2 separate regions of the Homo sapiens genome follow, and region 1 is linked to region 2. Evidence: chromatin loops called from intact Hi-C (ENCODE). Cell type or tissue: chondrocyte. All regions are shown on one strand. Links, peaks and the distances in the headings refer to the core of each region. The heading gives the core; the rest is flanking DNA.

What was found. Hi-C counts contacts between places; a loop is a spot of excess contacts. Peaks named below come from ENCODE experiments on the same cell type or tissue, not always from the same donor. Only the 100,000 strongest peaks of a DNase experiment are listed, where the experiment ranks them.
Region 1: it touches region 2 in a loop (2.3-fold over the local background); 11 of 110 quality-filtered maps call a loop at or near these places.

Annotation. Positions count from the first base shown.
Region 1 is chr6:9,244,826-9,255,845 of GRCh38, reverse strand. No RefSeq gene overlaps it. Among named protein-coding and RNA genes, the nearest start is that of HULC, 600 kb to the right of the region's middle. In chondrocyte, for the core only: CTCF peaks have their summits at 4,683 and 4,887 (motif pointing left); no DNase peak of the experiment used is centred there.
Region 2 is chr6:8,977,894-8,988,913 of GRCh38, reverse strand. The region is part of intron 2 of LOC105374914 (a long non-coding RNA gene); the gene reads right to left. Among named protein-coding and RNA genes, the nearest start is that of HULC, 330 kb to the right of the region's middle. RefSeq lists a silencer at 5,489-5,538 and an enhancer at 5,444-5,738. In chondrocyte, for the core only: CTCF peaks have their summits at 5,330 and 5,571 (motif pointing left); no DNase peak of the experiment used is centred there.

The DNA.
Region 1 (11,020 bases), core at 1,602-9,601, 270 kb before region 2:
AATCCATGTCTCCTTTCAAATCTACTGATGTTTTCTGTAATTATAGAATAGAAGCTTTTTTATTTGTGAAGCCAATATTTTGGAAGGGTATGATTAAATCAGGAGAAGCAGGTCTATATTAACGAACACTGGGGTTTTCTATCTTCTATTCTTTCCTTTCCTTTTCTTTTCTTTTTATTCCTTTTCTTTCATTTGTTCTCCTTTCTTTCTTTTTTCTTTTTACTTCTCCTAGACAGGCAAATTCAAAGAGCATCAGTAGCTAACAAGTTCCCAAATACTCTACAAGTAGTCAGTACTAATGATTACACTACCAAGATTCCAGTGATTTAGTGGTTCATTGCTAATCTCACTCTTACACTCTCTACATGGCTTAGTTCCATCCCATGACTTGAGTTACTCTTTCATCCAATGACAGCACCACTCACTGCATTATGTTGCCAATTACAGCAGAATTTTATAGCTGAGATAAAAGCCAAAACTTTCTAGTTTAGATCTCAAATTTTCCTAGTCCACAATTGTGGTTCTGAGAGAGTAAAAAAAGTTTGAAGGTGGAATGAGAATACATTTTGATGATTTCAATGTCTGAAGTGATGAAGTTTTGAAGCTCTGTTGTGTCTCCTACTATCTGTGACACTCCGGATGTGTTTCTAAAGTTCTCTAAACCTCAGTGACTCTATGCGAATAAAAGAAAATCATGGAGGGGGGATAAAGTATCTGACACACGATGGATCAGCAAATGTGTGGCTATTATAATTTTTAATCGAAAGGGCTATGTTCCTATGAAGTGACAGAATTGTGATAATTCAGGCTTCTTGACTTTTTAGTACATAATTCTTTCATTATTCCATATTCTCTCATATTTGTCTGGAAGTAGGGAATCCTGTAATAATGTACACTTGCAATTGCCAAATGAGAGGTGTAGTTTTGGTTCACGGCAAGCCTCAAAAATACTAGCATATAAAAATATTTTAATATGTTTATTAGGGAACGCCAACAGATACAGATTTTAAAAATGTGAAGACAGCTTACAAAGTAACATATAAAAATATGGGGAAAATATTATAATTTATTTCAATACTGCAGATTTGAAAATACTTTGTGAATAATGTTTGCACTAAGAAGAATTTCTTTAAATTAGCAACTGGATTTTCTTGCATTTTTAAAGCAGTATTTCCTTAAGAAAAAAGCAGGCTTAGTTTCTCTGTGACACAGAAAATTCCTATCATTTTCACTTTGTTCCAAAATTATATTAATGGAGTTTTTGTCATGGGAATAAATTAAAATGGGGCATACCGCATGTGGAACGTGATGGTATTTCTGCAGCATGCGATTTACAAGAAAACAATCTCATTTAGATCATATCACTGACCGCGTGGCCGACACGGGGGACCACCTGGGGCCCATGTGGAACCTCTCCACGCAAATGGGTTCATTCAGTAAGAAACATGTGATTTTTAAGAGATTTCATTTAGAATTCTTCAGAACAAGTTTATGAAAGGATCACTTATATTTAGATTAGAATGGGCTATTTCTTGCAGCTGTGCAAATTTCACATTGTATTTAAGTCCTGGAGATTTCTGACAGAAACGTAAGTTGAATGACAGTGACAGAGAAAGAGGCACCTTAGCAAAAAGAGCCGAAATCATGACCTTTACATTTAAAAATATCTAAGTTTTAGGACCTTCCTGCATAACCCTGCTGCTCTTAGATGTGTGACTTTCCAATATAAAGAATAAAATATACCATTATATAAAGCTTTCATGATCGTGCCCTTTTATCATCAATTTTAATCTACTTGTAAACTAACAAGAGCAATAAGAATGTATCTAAAAACAAATCACAGAATCAAACAAACCAAATTCAGATACAATAATATGCTGGCAATATTAAAATATCAGAATTGGCATCGAAGTATTTATTTATTTTTAAGGAACTTATAAATGTAAAAAGAGTAGGACATACATTTTTGAAATGTTTCTAGGATTTGGAAGATTGCTTTAGTTTTTATTGTAGGCACTTTCCCATAGCAATTCAAATTGTGCTCTAAATCTACATACATCAAACCAAAACATATCCAAAAAAAAAAAAAAAACTGGCCTATGCAATGCACCCATAAATTAGAATCTCCCAAAATGTGTCTTCTCTCAGGATACTAAGGACAAGGATAGTGAGTAAACCAAAGAAACTTTTTTTTCTGTATAGTATTTAATTAAATCAACTGGAAAATGTTGGTAATGAAAAAGTTTTGAAATCACTTATTTATCATTTATTATAAATTCCTAAATACATTATAGAAGTGATGGATTGTACATTGGAAGAAAGAAAGAAGGAAAGAGCACATGATAAAGAAAATTTTGAGTAGCATTACTGTATTCAACAAGTTTCAAGCTGATTGTTTCTCTGGCTTGTGAAATTTATGCTTTTAGCTTATAATGTTCCAAAGGAAATAAAACCACCCACTGGATGTAAGTCAATATCATTATCTCTTCCATTTTTCTGTTTTGCCATCCAAGTTTTTTTTTTTAATTCACAATTTTACAAAATAAAAAGAGAGTCTTTAAGGCCCAACAATCAGGAGACCCTCAAGAGTACAGAAGAGCTGAAGAGGAGGCCAAAGGGAGGTGGAGAAGGGAAGATATAACACATTCTCAGGATAAATCTGCTAGGAAATCTCACAAGTAAGGCATTCAGCCAACTGCCATATGCCCTGACAAAGATACCAACAGCAGCAGTGAGCCCAGGGAGCTGTTTTATCATTAGCCCCTCACCCAGCAGTGGTAGAAACTCATTTAGCCCCATGCTGGACTTTCATTAGGCCAGACTCGCATCAGATGGTCCCATGCTTTGGCTCAGGAGCGGTGTGGCCCTTTATTGGGGGAGGCAGCCACATCTCAGCTCAGCAGGGAGCCCAGATTGGAGTGTTCCTCGCTGACAGATGCCAGGGCCTCAGCGGAGGACCCAGTGGCCAAGGGAGCCTGATGCAAAGCTATCTTTTATGTTGGCATTTTGTGGGCCAAAGCCTATGGAAAAGGAAAAATAATAATCCTAAAGCTTTCAAGTTTGTCTTTAACCTGACTTCCACTGAAAATAAGATAGAGTGAAAAAGAAAATCCACAAAGCTGAAAGCAAAGAGAAAATGCCAAAAATCTTCACTTGGAATCACAACAAAGAGCTGAGCTGACACTGACAATCGTTTGTTGTTTTTTTTTTTCCTCCGGACTGTAATAAAAAGTCAACGAAGCAAGGGATGTCAATATATTCTAATAACAAAGATGTGAAATTTTAGAGGGCCCTTTTCCTTCTTCTTCATAGGGAAGCTTTAAAATATGCAGAAAGAGAGAGCAAGTATCCAAGTCTAATAGATGCATATAGGAAAGATATGTTTCTTAAAAAAAAACAAAAACTAAAACTTACATCATAGCAGTGATACACACTGTGGTTTTGGGGAGAAAGGAATTTAAAAATTCAATTTGTGTTTATTTCTTCTAAATTTATAATTCCATCAAGAATTATAGACAAAAGAAGAAAGCCAGCTGATGCTTTTTTTCTATCAGCCTTTTTCAGGAGGAAAAAATTGTGTTCAATATTTTAATCCCTGATCGTTTAAAAAATTATATTACTATGCTTTATTATCTGAAAGCTTTTTAGAACTATATAAGAACCCAAAATGTATCTTTCTGTTCATTTTTTAGGTGTCCATGAATTATAGAATAAACAACAGATGATCTAGGAGAAACAGAAAGCATTTTTATTCTTTTATTTCATGCATTTAATTGGGTTGTTTTTATACCAATTACAAATGCCATTACTTTATATATAAAGTTTTCATATCAATATGATATACTAAAGAATACTTTTTAAATGCAAGTTATATTTACTAACTCTTCTGAAAATGTGTATTTCAATTTATATAAAAGCAGCAGATTGAAAGGCAAAGAAAAGCAGAATGAACCCTCCTAATATACAGTATTTTCTATGGAAATTTATTTATTGTATATTTAGAAGATTTCAATAAAACATTAGCAAATTACATAACAATCTAAAATACCTGTGATATTCTGAACTCTGAATGTTGGTTGACAGATCAGGAAAAAAAATACTAGTCAGTTTCTCATCTTTTCAAAGATGAGTCTCTAGTTATTGTAAAGTATTCTAGTCTCCTTCTTCATCTTCTCTTGGATGAAGTTTGCAGATATCTTTAGGTCAATGGACCATAGGGAGCTTTCTTGGTGCAGTGAAGCCCTTTATAGTACATTTCTCTCCAGGCATCTCTATTCCTGTTTGTCAATGACATGTGGCTTATCATCCACTTAATCATCCTGGTTTATGTCAATTTACAGGCATGTTAGGGAGCCTCACTGCAGATGGTTTCTTTTACTGAATTTTTAAAAATGAACTTTTGGTATTTCTGTATACTCTTTTATTTTATTTAAATAGTAATATTATTTGAAAGAGAAAATCTTTTTGTTTACTAAGAACTAATGGTGCAAAAATATTGCAAAATTCTTTTTAAAAGAAAACAGACAATAAGCAACTATAGACCAATAACCCAAACAAAAAATAAATAAGAAGCTGAAATTATTGCAGTATCATTGACATTTTGAGACTGGCTCTCTCTGGCTTTTAATTTTAGAAGTAGAGCTAGTGTAGGTATGTATGAAGGTGTGTGTGTGCGTGTGTGTGTGTGTGTGAAAATAATTACCAGTGACCTACAGTAACAGTCCTTCCCGCCTAGATGTTTCAGCTGCATTTGACGTCGTTATTGCCTGAGACAACAGTCTGGCTGCGATGTTAACAAACTGGGCCAAGCCTCTTTGATGCACCACAGGTATTAGAAAGTTGAGCACTCACGTAAGCCCTCGAGCAGGTGGGCTGTGTTGAAGCGCCACCTACTGAAACATCGTGTTTCCCAATCCTGCATTCCCAAAGTTGTCATTTACTACAGCATTGGCAAAACTGGTTCAGGGGAAAAAATTCCAGTACAAATGAAATCCTATTTTTGGCAAGCAGGACTCTATAAGTGTGTCAGCTTCCAACTTTACTGATTACAGCAGTTTGTCTATGCTGATGCATTTTTGATCTCTCTTTTCTAAGTAAGAATATAGACCAAAAGGAATACCAGCTTGCATGTTCATAAATTGGGTCATTGATGAGTGTAGGAAAAGAAGGGAGAGGAAGGAAGAGGACCGGGCAGTGTTCAATGCAATTTACACATTTGCAAGATTTTTTTTCATAATAAAATAGATCTGAGTAAAAAATGTCATACAATCTCATACACTCACACGTGCACCTACATAAATCTCTAACGGATTATATTCATCCTAAGGGAGGTGATTAAAATAACACCCAAATTGACATCTGTATGCACATTCCCCTATTGTTGCCAACCTACTCTCTATTATTAAAAAAAAAAAAAGAAAAAAGTGTTCAGGAGGAACTGAATATTCTATCTCACTTTATAAGTGAGAATAAGAATGCTGTCCAGCCACATTGCAAGAGGTAACACTAGCTCATGACAGACAGGACAAGCTTTAATAACTGATCTTGAGATTGGTTGAGATGTTGTTAGGTTTTAAAACAGAATGGCATGTTACATATCATGGACATTGAGAAAACAAAATGATTTTCTTTCTAAAACAATTTCTTAAAAATATAATGTAGCGTTTCTTCTACATAGCAGGCTTGCCCTTGGTGGGGAAAGCCATTTATGGTGACAGCATAAGGATTTCTATTTGTAGAATTTAGGGGAAGAGATTATTGGGTTTTTCGACTCCATTTTTAAAGTTATTCAAGTAGTAAATCCATTCTTCATGGAAATATAGACTATTTAAATAATATACCAAAGGCTAATTCTGACAGTGCTAATATAATTTTCTGAATCAAGGTCATTTGTTTTACACACACACACACATATATATATACACATATAAACTATATATATAAACTATACATATAAACTATATATATAAACTATATATATAAAGTATATATGGTGCAAAAATATTGCAAAATTCTTTTTAAAAGAAAACAAATAGACATGCATAGAAGCAACTATAAACCAATAACCCAAACAAAAAATAATATATGTAATTTATATATATATTTATTTATTTATTTAAACAATGAAAGTAAAAGTTCCCAGGCCTGATATATTCTTAAAGTTCTCTTTGGTAAATATATATTTGTATGCTATAAATAAGAGCTGTGCAGAAGTCTATATAAGTAGAAAAGTCATTTATATACTTAACTACTGTAGCAACACATTTACATAGGCTCCCTCTAAGACTGCAATGTTTTATTACGTTGACTTTTAGACTCATAAACTTCCAAAGGTAATACCCCCTATAACACTTATCTTTTTCCAAAACAACCACTGGCCTTTCATTACATAGAAAGCTTAATTGTCAAAGTCACAATTAAATCCTATTAAGGGATTGGTTTAAAGCCACAAAGGAGTAAAACAAATTTGAGAAAGCGGCTTAATCCTCTTCCTCAACTATGAACCATTAGGCATTGTGTTTTTAATGTAAAAAGAACTTGGAATTTAGATCCAAAATAGTTATTCACATATAATATTTTAGGTATTGCTCTAATTTATTTTTAGGCCATTGTTCTTAGTCAGAATTAAAAGCTGCACCCTTGGGAATTATAACCCTGGCAAGAAGTGGGGCTGGCTTTTGTGGCCTCCACTAACTCATTTGATCAAAAAGAATGGGAATTCTTTCCCTATCATCCATAAAATGTGGGTCATAGTAACTACTTTTTCTCCCGGAAAAGCTATGGAAATAATAACCTTAAATCATCAAGATTTTCAAAGAGAGACATTATTTCAAAATCAAAATTTCAAAACTTTCCTGAAAATGCAAATTAAATTTTAAGCTTAATTAATCCAAATTTGTACGTGGAAATACATACCAACATGTATGCTAACATGCTCTTATAAAAAGGTCAGCCTCAGAAACAATTCTTTTACTAGTTTATGAAAAAGACCAACTTAGAACTGGTGCCAGAGTCAGCATTCCACATTATTAAAAAGCAAATTTAAGGATAGGGTTTATTACAGGCAAGTCTTCATTCTATGATGGAATTTTATTTTAAAGGTTTTTAAATATCTACCAGAATAGAAAAGGAAAATATGGGCATTAAACACCTGCAGCCCCGAAAAGCAGACCATTTCACTCAACAGAAAGAAAAGAATGAATCCACCTAAGAGGAAACTTTTTCTCACTTTATGGAAGCATGTGCTCTTCAAATCTGCCCTTGCAAAAGAGCATAGTGATCAAAATACGCACATGCTTCAGGTCGTAACAACTAACACCTAAAATAACAAAACACAGACGCACAAATAGAATCATGAACATATTGATAAAATGGATTAGACTTCATCATCTTCTACTGTGTCCCAAACAAAATATCACTCATTCATGAATTCAGCCCCAAGGCAGAATCTGAGTAAATAAATGGGCCTTGCCCCATGCTCCAGGGTCACCACACTCTGGTTTGGCTTGCTCAATGGAGAGCAAATTCCAAAGTGGAGAGCACTCTGCCTGATGACACCCAGTTTCAGCCTGAAGACTATTAGCAATCCAAGGTAGCTGGTGCTTTGAGGTCATACACCACAGACACGCAATTTGGAAATAAAATAAGTGCCTAAACCAGTCTATCTAGTAGATACGCGAGGGTGCATTTAGGTGGTTCTTTTCACCTTTAGACAATTATTTAAAATAAGAGTGCTTTCTTTACAAGTCTCAAAGTTGGCTTAATCTTTATACTTTGCTAAAAAATCAGTATGTAATCAAGTCCTCTAAGGAATGGTTCTAATTTAATGTATTCTGGATTTCATTTAAAGAAATCTGGAAGGACTTTCAAAGCACTGCAACTTTTTCAGAGCAAATGAAAAGTATGTCTTAAATGGTATTTGGCAGTTAACATCCCCCTAATGACACCATTGCTAAGTTGTTTGAAAACTATGATTCCCATTGTCTGGACAGAAGTGCCCACTTTTCTCTCTAAGAATGTCCTATTAAGTTTAGTGAAACAATGCTAGGACTTAAGTCCATGGTGTGCAATGTGGCCCAAGTATTAAGCATTCAAGAACGCACAGAAAATACAGAGTAAGATGGCACAGATCAAACCTAATTATGTATGCATGCACATATTTTCTATATACAAAATAAATACTTAAAAGTTAATAACTAGAAAATAGCAAATGTCTTCTAGATATTTAAATCCAGAGATTTCTGATTAAAAATTTCATGTTGCATATATAACTGTATTACATGGTTTCTAAGCCTGGTGCACAGGCTGGATTATCCTATACTCTACTGGTTGAAGAATCTTGATATAAATAATTTTATTCTCATATTTTCCAGTCATGAAAATTTACATCTTATAATAAAATCATAAATATTTGTCTTCCAAGAGCAAACAGATTGCTCTCTATACATCTAATTTTTCCTATATTCTCTACCAATAAGATTTTAATAAGAAATATTACCACTTACTTACCCTCCCAAATACTTGCAAATTATTTTCTTTATAAAATTATAATATATATATATAGTTAATTAAAAACTGAGACTTCCATACCTACAAGTTAAGAAAAAAAAGTTCTGTAACTATTCAGACTATTACTCACTCAAAATACTGTATATATAAAAAGAAAAACATGTTGAAAAGTTGATAATTAACTCAAATAAAAATCAATGTGACATTCGTTTGTAGTTATTCATATCATTTTTCTAAACTTCAAAGCAGCAGCAGCATCTAAATGTTTGCCCAAAGTTCCCAATTTTGGCTTTAACTGTAGCTATTTAGCTTGTAAAGCACAACGCTGGCCTAATTTCCAAGCTTTAGACCTTATTAGTGAACAAATTTCTATATTTAGAACCTCATATTACACTTGATTCTTCACATACCTGATTTTTAGTGCCAAGCTCCTGATTTAGGTTCCTAAATGCATATTTCAAGCTGCCAACTACTTCTTGTCATAATAGGATTAAGTTGTCTATTGTAGATCATAAAATAGATAAGATATGCCAAAACTGTTTATACAAAACTTTAAGACCATGAGCTAGTAGAGTTTCATTCACATTATTATCATAATCCTACAAAAACCTTAAAGTCATCATTAGTAATTGGTTAGGTTCATAAATTAGGTTACTAAATTAGCAGATCCAAAATAATACCAATGATTCCTTTTTCTTAAATTAAGAAAACTTGTATTTATAATAATTCTGCTAGATTTTCAGCATAAAAATTGGCCACCACCCAAGTTATCTGATATCTAAATATTTTACTTATGTAATGCTAGGACTAAAGGTAAGCTTTGGAAACAGCAAGCTCATTCTTTCATTTTATAGATGAGGTCAAGAAGCTCCTGATCACACAGAGAACTCAAGATTTCTGGTTTCTGGTGTAGACAGCTTGCTGCTACCTTTCCTGCATTTAACTCAAAGCTGAATAAATAATAATATCTTCTGGTGGAGTTCTCTAATAGAACTACATTCAAGAATTGTTGATCTATTTATACTAAAACTCAACTCTTTTCAAATCTGGATATAAGTCCATTTGAGAAATAAATAACTTCTGCATATGTTGACAGATTACGTGCCAGTGGCTTTGAGAGTAGAAAGAAAGAGTGGTTATGATAACCAAATGAAGCTTTCTATTCTCTTCCACGTTATGCCTGCTCCTGAGCCCCTTACTTTGTGTTGGTCATCTGGTTTGTCTATGGAAACAGCAGGCCTGCTGGTATTTTTATGCTCAGATCAAAATTACCCAGGGACAAAAATGCCCAACAGGGAGACACTTTTTGCCAGATTAGATCATTGGAGGTGTTGTCTTCACTAAGAAAAGGTGCAGGGGGGATCATGGGAAGAGACGCATTGGATGCATCTGATTCAAAAAAGTGCCTGAGACCAAGAGGACTAAGGTATCCAAGGCAAACCAAAGTCAAATTGAACGCTCTTTTACCTCTCTTCTTCCGCCCTTTCATTCTCATCAATTCATAGAAATGTAATTCTCCCTGGGCCACATCATCTTTGCTGTGGCACTTCGGTCCCTATCCCATTACTATCCTGAAACAGCTTGCTCCTTGCTTTGTTTCTACCCTTCTCTGATTCTGAAAAGGACAGAAAAGAGAACTATCTAGATGTCACTCAAAACCATATTGAATTCCTTAAATAGAATCAACATGGGAAGCACCTTCACCTAAAGCACATGTGTTCCCCAACATCAGAGAATTCATGGGGGAAAACAAAGGGAATGGCCTCCCCGAGGATTTATCCCCAACACCACATCAGAGAGACAATGAATGTGACAGATTAAATGCACCGGCTTCTTCAGTTAGAGTTGTTTTTGCTTTGGCATGAGAAAACTGAAAGTTCTTGAATGTTACGGAATATCTCCTATGTCAAGCCTTCCCTTGTTTTCCCAAGGACATAAAAGTTTCCCTCGCCTCTTTCCTTCTAAAAAATAGGTCTTTTCAGGCTGGGTGCAGTGGCTCACACCTGTAATCCCCACACTTTGGGAGGCTAAGGCAGGTGGATCACTTGAGGTCAGGAGTTTGAGACCTGTCTGGCCAACATGGTGAAACCTCATCTCTACTAAAAATACAAAAATTAGTCAGGCATGATGGCACATGCCTGTAATCCCAGCTATTTGGGAGGCCGAGGCAGGAGAATCACTTGAACTCGGGAGGCAGAGGTTGCAGTGAGCCAAGATCATGCCATTGCACTCCAGCCTGGGCGACAGAGTGAGACTCCGTCTAAAAAAGAAAAGAAAAGAAAAAAAAATAGGACTTTTCCATCTATCAGGCACTGACTACATTGTCCTGTAATTAGTAACTTATGAGCCTGCCCCTAGCACCCCACCAAGCTGACAGATAATTGAGAGGAGAGCCCATGATATCTCCATCTTTCTGTGTAGTTCAGGATCTGTGTACCTGGAACATACACCTTCTCCCTGGCCAAACCCCATGGGGAATGCGTGTTCATCTTGAGAGATTCACCTCCTTCAT
Region 2 (11,020 bases), core at 1,366-9,365:
CCAAAAATACAAAAAAAAAAAAAAAATTAGCTGGATGTGGTGGCGCATGCCTGTGGTCCCAGCCACTTGGGAGGCTGAAGTAGGAAGGTCCCTTGAACCCGGGAGGCAGAGATTGCAGTAAGCCATGATCACGCCACTGAACTCCAGGCTGGGTGACAGAGTAAGACCTTGTCTCAAAAGAAAAAAAAAAAAGAAGAAAAGAAAAGGAAAGAAAAAAGAAAAGTTAGTCATAGAACCAGTTTTTGGTTCAGACAGAATTCAAACTTAGTGTATTTGTCAGGGGTCTCCAGAGAAACAGAATCAATAGAAATATATATATGAAATTCACATACATATGAAATTTAGTTTAAGTCTGAAGGTACAAGAACCAGGAGTGCTGATGATTTACAGCAGGCGAAGATGAATGTACCAGGGAGAGAAATTTTCCCTACCTCTGCCTTTTTGTTCTATTTAGGCACTCAATGGATTGGATGGTGCACGTGCATTGATGAGAGCAAGCTTCTTTACTCAGGCTATTTTTTAAAATGCTACTCTCATCTGGAAACATCCTCACAGACACACTCAGAAATGTTTTACCAGCTACCTGGCCATATTTTAGCTTAGATTGACACATAAAATTATCCATCACACTCACATTGACCTGAATCTAATGTGGATGTGCTGACCTACCATGCTATGCCTCCTCCCTGTGGAGAAATCACTTTGCAGTACAAATCATAAGCCATGAGACAGTTTCTCAAATGTAAAAGGAAGCAAGCATAGACCAGCGAGTTATTGTTAAACACAGTAGTTATTAAACAATATGATAGCATAAAATCCTATATGAAATAATACTGGTTGACCGATCTACTCAGGAACATAAAAGGATATATAAAAGTGCAATTCAGACCATATGCATGGAAAGATTTTAGAGAAAAGAGAAGCCACTGTGACCTGAATATTCAGATAAACATCACAGGCAAAGTGGCCTCTGGGTTCACTCAGACTCCGAAGGGCTAGTCATTGAGTCTCTACCATGTTCCAGGCTCGGTTCCAATCAGAGGTACAACAGTGGATAAATCAGTGTGGACACTTAAAGGAGGGGAGTCGGACATAGGTGGTGGAGAAGGGAGACAATTCCTTATGTGGGGAAAGGAGCAGAGTCATTGAGCTGAGCATGACATGCCATGTTCTGAGCTATGAGGAGGTGGGCTGATCTGCAGAGTTCACACTGGCAAGGAATGGGAGATCAGATTGGATGGTCAAGACATGGTTAGATTACAGCCTTGAAAATCAAGTGGAGGGCTCTGACAGGATTAGCGACCGATGGCTCTTAAAATGAGGTTTTTAGGAAGAATTTTCTAGTGACATTAAAAGGTAGCGACACCAGGAATGGAGCCCAGTTGGTTATGAAGTGTATCCTAATGTGAGATGATGATTTGGGGGCAGTGGGAACTGAAAGGAAGAGATAGATGCCGGAGACGTTAAGTAGGAAAAAATAAGATGTCAAGTTGTGTTTGCGACCAAAAGGGAAATCCACCTAGGTACCTGAAGTAATGAAGAATCCTGAGTGCCTCATTTGTTCCAGAAATGAGGGCAGGATTAGAAATGTTTCCAAGCCAACAGGCAGACCTGAATGCATGCTGGAGAAGAGCCACACGCCATGTGGGGGCTGAATGCTGGCCTTGGCCATGTCAGTAATAGAGTCTAACGAACTAAGACAAGAGTTGCAGGAAATAGACCATCAGTGTAGTGACCTTATTTCTAGGACTCAAAAGGGGATTTTACTTTCCTCTGATTCTTAATATGTTCACATGAACAATCATACAAAAGTAAGAAATTAAATCACTTTTCATTAAATGTTAGTTAATGATTTGTCTTATTATGACTATGTTTTATTATATTTAATTTATTTAATTTGTATGTATTTAATTTGTTCTAGAAATTACAAGACGTGGAAACTATAGGTTTGGAATTCTTACTAAGCTTTAGGCAAATGTCTTGGTATTTTCCCTGTTTTTGTGAAAATATCTTAAGTCATTCAAAAATATTGGCCCATATCACTTATTTATATGTAATCATATGATTTCAAAGAGGCAATTCAAAATACTGATGAAACTGCTTTATAAACAGTCAAGATTATTTATAGTTCTAGAAACAACTTTTTAATTATATTTTAAAAGTCAAGAGAGATAATTAATTAGGATGATGTGTATAGATTTGTTGCATATTCATATAAGATTGATTATAAAGTTTAAAACAAAATAGTGACTTTAAAAATGCAGAGGAGATACAAAATCAACTCAAAATAGATTACAGACTTGAATATACAATCTGAAATTGTAAAACTCCTGGAAGGAAACAGAGGAGAAAATCTTCAAATTGATCATGGCAATGATTTCTTGGATACGACCCTAAAAGTACAAGCAACAAAAGCAAAAATAGACAAATGGTACTCCATCGCACTAAAAATGCTTCTGTACAACAAAGGGAGCAATCAACAGAACAGAAGGGTAACCTACACAATCAGAGACAGAAAATTTTTGTAAACCATGTATTTCATAAGGGGTTACAAGTCAAAATATATAGAAACTATATATAGGGAACTAATATGTAGGGAACTGCTATAACTAAATAACAACAACAAAAAATAAGCAGATTAAGAAAATGAGTAAACGACCTAAACAGACATTTATCTATGTAAGACAGAAATAGCAGACAAGTCTATTAAAAGGTGCTCAACATCCCTAGTCATTAGGCAAGTAGGAGTCAAAACTACAATGAGCTATCACTTCACACCTGTTAGGATGGCCATCATAAAAAAAAAAAAAAGTGTTAGTGAGATTGTGGAGAAATTGGACGCTTGTATACTCTTGGTGGGCACATAAAATAGTGCAGCCACTATGGAAAACAGTATGGAAGTTCCTCAAAAGATTAAAAATATCACTACGGGCTGGGTGTGGTGGCTCATGCCTATAATCCCAGTACTTTGGAAAGCTGAGGCGGGCGGATCACCGGAGGTCAGGAGTTCGAGACCATCCTGACCAACATGGTGAAACCCTGTCTCTACTAAAAATACAAAATTACCTGGGCATGGCGGTGCATGCCTGTAATCCCAGTTACTCAGGAGGCTGAGGCAGGAGAATCACTTGAACTCGGGAGGCGGAGGTTGCAGTGAGCCGAGATCGCGCCATTGCACTCCAGCCTGGGCAACAAGAGCGAAACTTCATCTCAAAACAAAAACAAAACAAAACAAACAAAAAACAACAACAGTAACAACAACAACAACAACAACAAAACACTACCATATGATCCAGCAGTTCCATTCTGGTTAATTATTCTGGGTAATCATTCAAAATAATTAAAATTGGGATCTAAAAGAGATGTATCTTCACTCCCATGATCATTGGAGAATTATTCTTAATAGCAAAGATATAGAAATAATCTAAATGTCCATCAATGGATGAATGATCAAGAAAATGTATTGCATGAGTCCACTTACATGACATATGTAAAACAGTCAAACTCATGGAAACATAAAGTAGAATGATGGTTACCGGGAGGTAGGGGGAGAAGATGGGGAATGATTGTTCAATGGGTATACAATTTCAGATAAGCAAGAAAAAAAGGTTCTAGAGGTCCGAGGTACAACATTGTGCTTGCACCTAACAATGTTGTATGGTACACTTAAAAACTTGTTAAGAGGGTAGAACTCATGTTATTTCTTCTTAACACAATTTTTAAAAATGCATTGGAAAGGGTTTTACTTTAGACTGGCATTCTATATTTTCCTGAAGCTGTATGCAGAGCATCGAAGGAAATCATCTTAAACAAACAAACAAAAAGCAGCTACTGGTTAGACTATTGTCACCTGTGCATCGCTATGATTGTGTATTATTGAGTTATGTGACCAATGCTACACAGTGTGCAATGTTCTCACTACACTTGGCTGAATTCTATCAAGCTAAACACTCTTGACGGACAACATCTTGACTAGCCAAGATGCACTGACTGTTTATCAATAGTATTGATTGCACCACAAAGTTACACAATTATGTGACATAATACAAGGGGGGGGGGCGACACAAGCAACAGTTTAATAAGTGGTAGTGAATATCATTGTGTAAATTGAATACTAAACATTTGTTTGCCTAACAATTTAGGAAAGGCTTTAGAAACTGGATGTCAATATCAGATTCCTAACACTGTTTTATATAAAATCATTATGATAGACATCTTACCAATATGGAAACTGAAGGCCAGAATAATTCAGATGCCCAATGGAGACAGACTTAATAGCATGTCCAGTACTTGAGCATGAGTTTCATTGGTTATTAAGGCTAATTTATCCAATTATCCTTCATAAAAATAAGAGTTGTACAGGGCATTATCTTGTGAATAAATTATCAACATTTCGACTTCACACTTGAATCTAAAAAGAAAAATTGAATTTAGTGTCTAGTGAAGTCTTTACAGACAAGTCATATTATAAAAGAGCAGACATTTTATTAGAGATTGTCACTTGATCATTTTTTTAATTGGATATCTGAAATGTGTGCTGTGGGCCAGGCACAGTGGCTCATACCTGTAATCCCAGCACTTTGGGAGACCCAGGTGGAAGGATTGTTTGACCCTGCATAGTAAGATCCTGTCTCTAAAAAATAATAAATAATAAATAAATTAAAAAAGAAAATGTGTGTTGAAGCTCAAAATGATAATCATTTATTTACTTGGTAATGAGTCATGACCACAAATCAAATGTACTTTTCAAAAATCATCAGCTTCTTGAAACATATGGAGTAAAGGAAGTTGCCTAAAAATGAGGGATAGAAAATTATAGTGCATCCCTAAGGCAGTGGAAAATCTAAGGAGTAGGCTTGTTTAATCCACCCCTGGGTAAATCTCACTGATTCACTTAGATTATTGCCCTGTGTCGTTTTTGAAATATCTCAGAAATGTATTTAAGAATACTGAAACCATTCAATGGTCTGGATTTATAACAGAACTTTTCCATGTCTAAAATTGACAATTTCAATGGATTTTAAAGTTGAAGATAATCCTTTGCCTAAACCCACCTACTATATTTCTATTCATCCTGTACTGTTACATCCTTTATTCTCTTCATTATTTTTCATGTTCTTAGAGTTTACAGTATCATGTGGTTTATGTTTTTCTTACACAGTGATTTGCACAAATAGATAACATTTTAATTTCTAAAGAGAAATTATCACCATCTTATCAGCCTTAGCATTCACCATCAACTTATGCTAGCAAGAAATTCTGTACTCAGAAAAACTAAACCTACTGGGCAAAAGTTGAACAAATACTCTAAACTAGATAATGCAAACAGGCTGAGTTTTAACACCAGTCCACATCAATCCGAGGTAATTGTTTTAAATGCTGTAAATATTCATTTGATACCTTTACCATAGAATAAACAATTTCCTACCACTCTCATATACTTCTGAGCCTTCCAGAATACCATAAGGATTTATTTACTTCCTGTAAAACAACAGGGGTCCTTAATCCTGTCAACAGATTACTGGAGCTGAGTTCTCAATGCGTCCCGGTGGCGGCGTTGTTTGTGAAATGCTGCCATCTATGGGACAGAGGTGGGTATTGCTCAGGGCCCAGGCAGCGAAACCACAGCCGCCTCTCTGCTGCGCTACGTGGTTGGTTCAGTAAATGAAGCAATTTTTGGTCAATAAACAGGAATAAAAATCATAGCGTTGGCTAGAAAATAGACGTTGCAAACTCCAAGCTGGCACTGCTCTCTACCACAGCTATTCCTTGGGGGAAAAAAATGAGTGCTGTGGCAGTTGTTCCGCAGTAGCTTTGATCCAAATCTGTTTCTCTTTTTTTTCCTCCCACACCCACATTTACGCTTTTATCCAAAATGTTGCAATGTGGTTAGAACAATACAACCTTCCACGCATTGGCAAACAAATAGGTTAACTTGGTTAATTAAAGTTTTAAAACTCACCCATTCTGAATAATAGCATAAACCAAATTTGCGAAGGACTCCTGACCTTCCTGTGTGTCATAGACGCCTGTGAGACAATGCAATGTATTTCCATTCAAAACTTGGCAAAGAAACCCGGATTTGACGATTTCTCCCACTGATCAAAGTCCATACATCAACATCATAAAGCGCATTGTACTGTTCGAAAGAAGCTCGTCTATTTATTGAGAGTACTTTCAACAACAGTGTCATTTAATGCCCACCTCAGCCCTAGGAAACAAATCTTGCCACTGTCACTCCTTTTTCACAAAACGGTAAATTGAATGTTAGAGAAGTTGTCACTGCGCTTAAGTTTTACAGATCACTGAGCAATAGATCCAGGATTTGAACACAGTTTGTTTCATCCAAATCCAAGCAGTTATCTCCTCTCCTAGGCCTTCCTTGTGGTCAAGCACTGATGATTTAAATCTAGTTCTTCATTTTTTGTTTTCATTTTACATCTGTGTAGCCTTGGGCACATCATTTGAATTTCTTTAGTCTGAATTTTCTCGTTTTCACGACAAAAAGATTAGTGTATCTATTTCTATGTTCCTTTCCAACTCTCAATCATATAATTCATCTGTCTTGATGAGGACAAAAAAAGAAAAATGAAAGAGTCACAAATTGTCATTTGGATAAAACTTCGAAGGTTCCTTAATTCCACTCTCTCATTTTAAAGATAAAGGAGCTACGCTTGTGGAAAGAAAAAATCAAACGGTCAAGAAAAAAAATCAAATGGCTGAGAGGCACTGTTGCCAGGAGAGTTACTTTCAATGTACCGGTACCTCTAAGGGGTTTAATTTTAGTTTGATCCAGCCTCTCTAGCCAGCTGTGTGTGAGGAAAAAGAGAAGAAAGAGGAAGCCTTCAGTGCCTTCAACAGGAAAAACAGTAATGTGAGAGTGGTTACTCATCTGATAAACTAGGAAGGAACAAGGAAGGTCTAGACTAGTAGGGAGTTCTTAAAGATAAAGCTTGGAGCCCAGGTAGCTGGATCTCAAATGGGTTAATATTCATGCCAATGGGCTAACCAAGCTGGCATTCCTCCAAGCCGAAGCCTGGATAATGATATGAATATTACTCTTCCACCATGATTTGTACATCTTTCAGTACCCACTACATGGCTTAGTATAACAACCTGGTCTTGAGTAAGACTTGGGAAATCTTTGTCAAGTGAACAAATTAAACAATATTTTTTTCTCTGGACAATATCCCATTTGAATATTGAATTAGACAATATGTCGTTTCTCTAGACTCATCCTCTAGGTGACTAGAAACATGCAAAGAATGTGGCTCTATACCTAACAGGGAGAAAAGGCTAGATTATTGTCTTAGTCTGTTCAGGCTGCTATAACAAAATACACAAAACTGGGTGGCTTATAAACAACAGGTATTTATTTTTCACAGCAGGGAGGGCTGGAAGTCCAAGATCAAGGTGCCAGCAAGGTAAGGTTCTGGTAAGGGCCCAGTTTTGGGTTAGCGAATAGTGATTTATTGCTGTGTCCTCATACAGTGGAAAAGACACAGCTGGCTAGAGAGGCTGGATCAAACTAAAATTGAACCCCTTAGAGGTACTGTTACATTGAAAGTAACTCTCCTGGCAACAGTGCCTTTCAGCCATTTGATTTTTTTACTTGACCATTTGATTTTTTCCTTCCACAGGCATAGCTCCTTTATCTTTAAAATGAGAGAGTGGAATTAAGGAACCTTAGAAGTTTTATCCAAATGACAAGGGGCAAGTTAGCTCTCTGAGGTCTTTTTTTATAAGGGCATTAATCCCATTAATGACGACAGAACCCTCAAGACCCAATCACCTGCCTTATAATACTATCACATTAGAGATTAGGTTTCAACATATGAATTTTGGGGAGACAACCATTCAGACCATGGGCATTATCTACAAGACTATAACTTGTCTTAAACTCATTAAAAGTCTAGTTCATAAAGGCAAACAAGTAAATCAAATTCTAAAGGTGAATCATCACATCCAAAGAGAGGCAGGACACAAGAACTGTGTCAGAAATTGCTTAGTGAGAATATAAAAAGGATGACCACCATAGAAATTGGTACAAAATGAAAAAGCAAAAAATTTAATGAACACTTAAAGGCTGAGGAGAATTGGTTAATGTGTTCATTTGGGATTGCTAAGGGCCCTAGACACAAGGAAAGTTGCAAGACTTTATCCGTGGGTCTCTACCATTTGCTTAGGAGAAAGACTAAGGGCTGAGCGGGCGACCAGAATAATTCCCTCTCAGGAGCACTGATAAAGCAGTTGTTAGCATCTGTGAGGGTTAAGGCTCTGTCCACTTTGTAGAAGACTTTAAAACAAAAATAAAGCAAATGGTTTAAGTCTATGAGAAAGGAGAAGAAGAAAACTCAATTAGATTCTGGATAGAAGATAACTCTTATGGCACAGGCAACACTCCATTGCTACTAGGGAAAAGGTTGAACCCTGTATTCCTGGGGAGGAGAAATACAAAACAGTCTGAGACCCAGGATCCTACACAGATTTCAAGTGGAGGCTTGATTCCACTAATGGAGGGGCAGGGAACTTCTACCTAAGATTTTCAAGAAGTATGAAGGGTGTGAGATTTTACCCTACCTTAACAAGCTAAAAACTCATTAGTTTCACACAATTCTCTAAGTGCTGGCAGAATGACATGAGGCTGCTGGGTCAGAGACAGAACGCAGTTTAATACTCACTGCAATAGTGGTAGTCAGAGTGTCATGGTTTTCTTTCCCCAGTACCCTGAGCCCCACTACCCATAAGGTGACATGATGATGAGGGTCAGATGATGCTTTCATATGCAGTCAGTTGCATTACAGAACAAGAGCCCTAATGTAGGATGCTCCAATCTTTCATAATTGACAACAAACAAATCTACCTGACTTTTGCCCCAGAAGAAAAATATGTCTGTATTATACTGCAAACAGTATTGTTGCTGTATTAGACAGCAAACAAATCTGCAGAGGACAGGCATCAGAGGAAGGCACTATCTTTATCTTATAAAGATATTCACTATACAAATATTCTTGAAAAGAAAGTCCAATGAAGAAAAAGGCTGTCAGTGTGTCTGCTGGTCAGATGTACAGAAGGAAAGAGACTGATGGAGAATTATCTCTCCCACCCCACATACACAAAATGCCATGAAGAGGAAGTATGGAAACAGTAAAAATGTATCACTCCTGATGCCCAGACACATTGGTCCTGCCTAACATTGAGGTTGTACCAGAACAACAAAGAACTTTCCCAATTCTACCACTAGCCAAGCACCAAGTCCCTGGTATGGTATTCTATCACTGGGAAAGTGGCAAGAACCTGGAGGGAGACTATACTCTGTGGTGCAAGTATTTAGTGTTGACTAACAATGAATGGGGAAAAAACAAACGGACTCTCAGAAAAACCTAGGAGACTCTATCCTGACTCTATCCTGAGTAGCTTGAGGAGCTTGAAGTCTATAGTTCATTGAAGATAATCATAGCAACAAAAACTCCAAACCACATAAACTCCTGATTAGATTGGCCAAACCCTACATTCTAACTGAAGAACAAAAGAGGAGGTACAATCATTGCTAGGTATAAATATTATCTTCCTGCATTTCTACTATTCTTCTATGCATGATATCTGATATTCAATAAACAATTATGAGATATACACAGAAAAAAAATCAAGAAAAAAGTGAGCAACATAAGGATAGATGACTCATATATTGGAATTAACTGACAGAGGCTTTAAGATAATTGATTAAATATTTTGACACCTGGTGGAAAAGATGGACAATATGAATGGGCAAATGGGAAAATTTAGCACAGGTATACAGAAAGAGTACAATGGAAATGCTGTAAGTTAAAAAAAAAAAAAACCACAACAACAAAACCCAAAACAAACCATTTTAAAAAATCATACATAAAAAAGTAAATCCTTAGGAGGTTCATAAATAGAATGTACACAGATGAGGAAAGATTCAGTGAGTCTGAAATTAGGTAAATAAAAATTATTTAATTTTTTGAATTGAAATTCAAATTGAAATTGAAATACAGAGTTAAAATAAGTGTTTTTTTTTAAAAAAACCACCAAAATCAAAGAGCAACAGCACAATATCGAACGGTATAATTTACATGAAATTGGAGTCCCACAAGAAGGAAAGAGAGAGAGAATGTATCAGAAAAAAAAATGAGGAAGTAGTAGTTGAGAATTTTACAAAAAGAATCAAAACATTAAATCATACCTCTAAAACCCTTGGAAAGCCTCAAGTGGAATAAAAACAAAACAAAGACACACCTACACACATCATAGTTAAACTATGAAAACCAAAGATAAAGAGAAAATCTTGAAGGCAGAGAAAAAAGAAGCATTCTATACAGGGGAATGAAGATAAGGATTATAGCAGACATTTCCTCAGCAACTACACAAACCCAGAACATATCGGAGTGATCATTTTAACAGACTAAGAGAGAAAAAGAAGAACTTGTCAATGAAATTTCACAACCAGTGACAATATCTTCCAAAACTTGAGCCGAATACTTTCTCAGACAAAAAAGAAGGAAGGAAGGAAGGAAGGAAGGAAGGAAGGAAGGAAGGAAGGAAGGAAGGAAGGAAGGAAGGAAGGAAAGAAGGAAAGAGAAAGAAAGAAAGAAAGAGAAGGAAGGAAGGAAGGAAGGAAGGAAGGAAGGAAGGAAAGAAAAGCTGAGGGAATTCATTCTCAGCCGATTTGTCGTGCCAAGTAATACTAAAGGAAAGTTCTTCAAGCAGAAGGAGAATGACAACAAAGGGGAAACTTAAACCTCACAAAGAAATAGAGAAGAGTAAGAATGATACACATGAAGGGATCAATGAGTACTTTAAGGCTATATTGTGGAAAACTGGCAATGAAAATGATACATTTTCTAAAAGAAAATATGCATTATTGCTTAATTCATATGGAAGTGCACCCATGTATGAGATGACGAAAAGCTAGGACCTCACAAATAATAATGATAGTAATAATAATAACAATAGTAATGAAAATAGCAATAATAATTTGAGTCAAAATTTAGGAAAT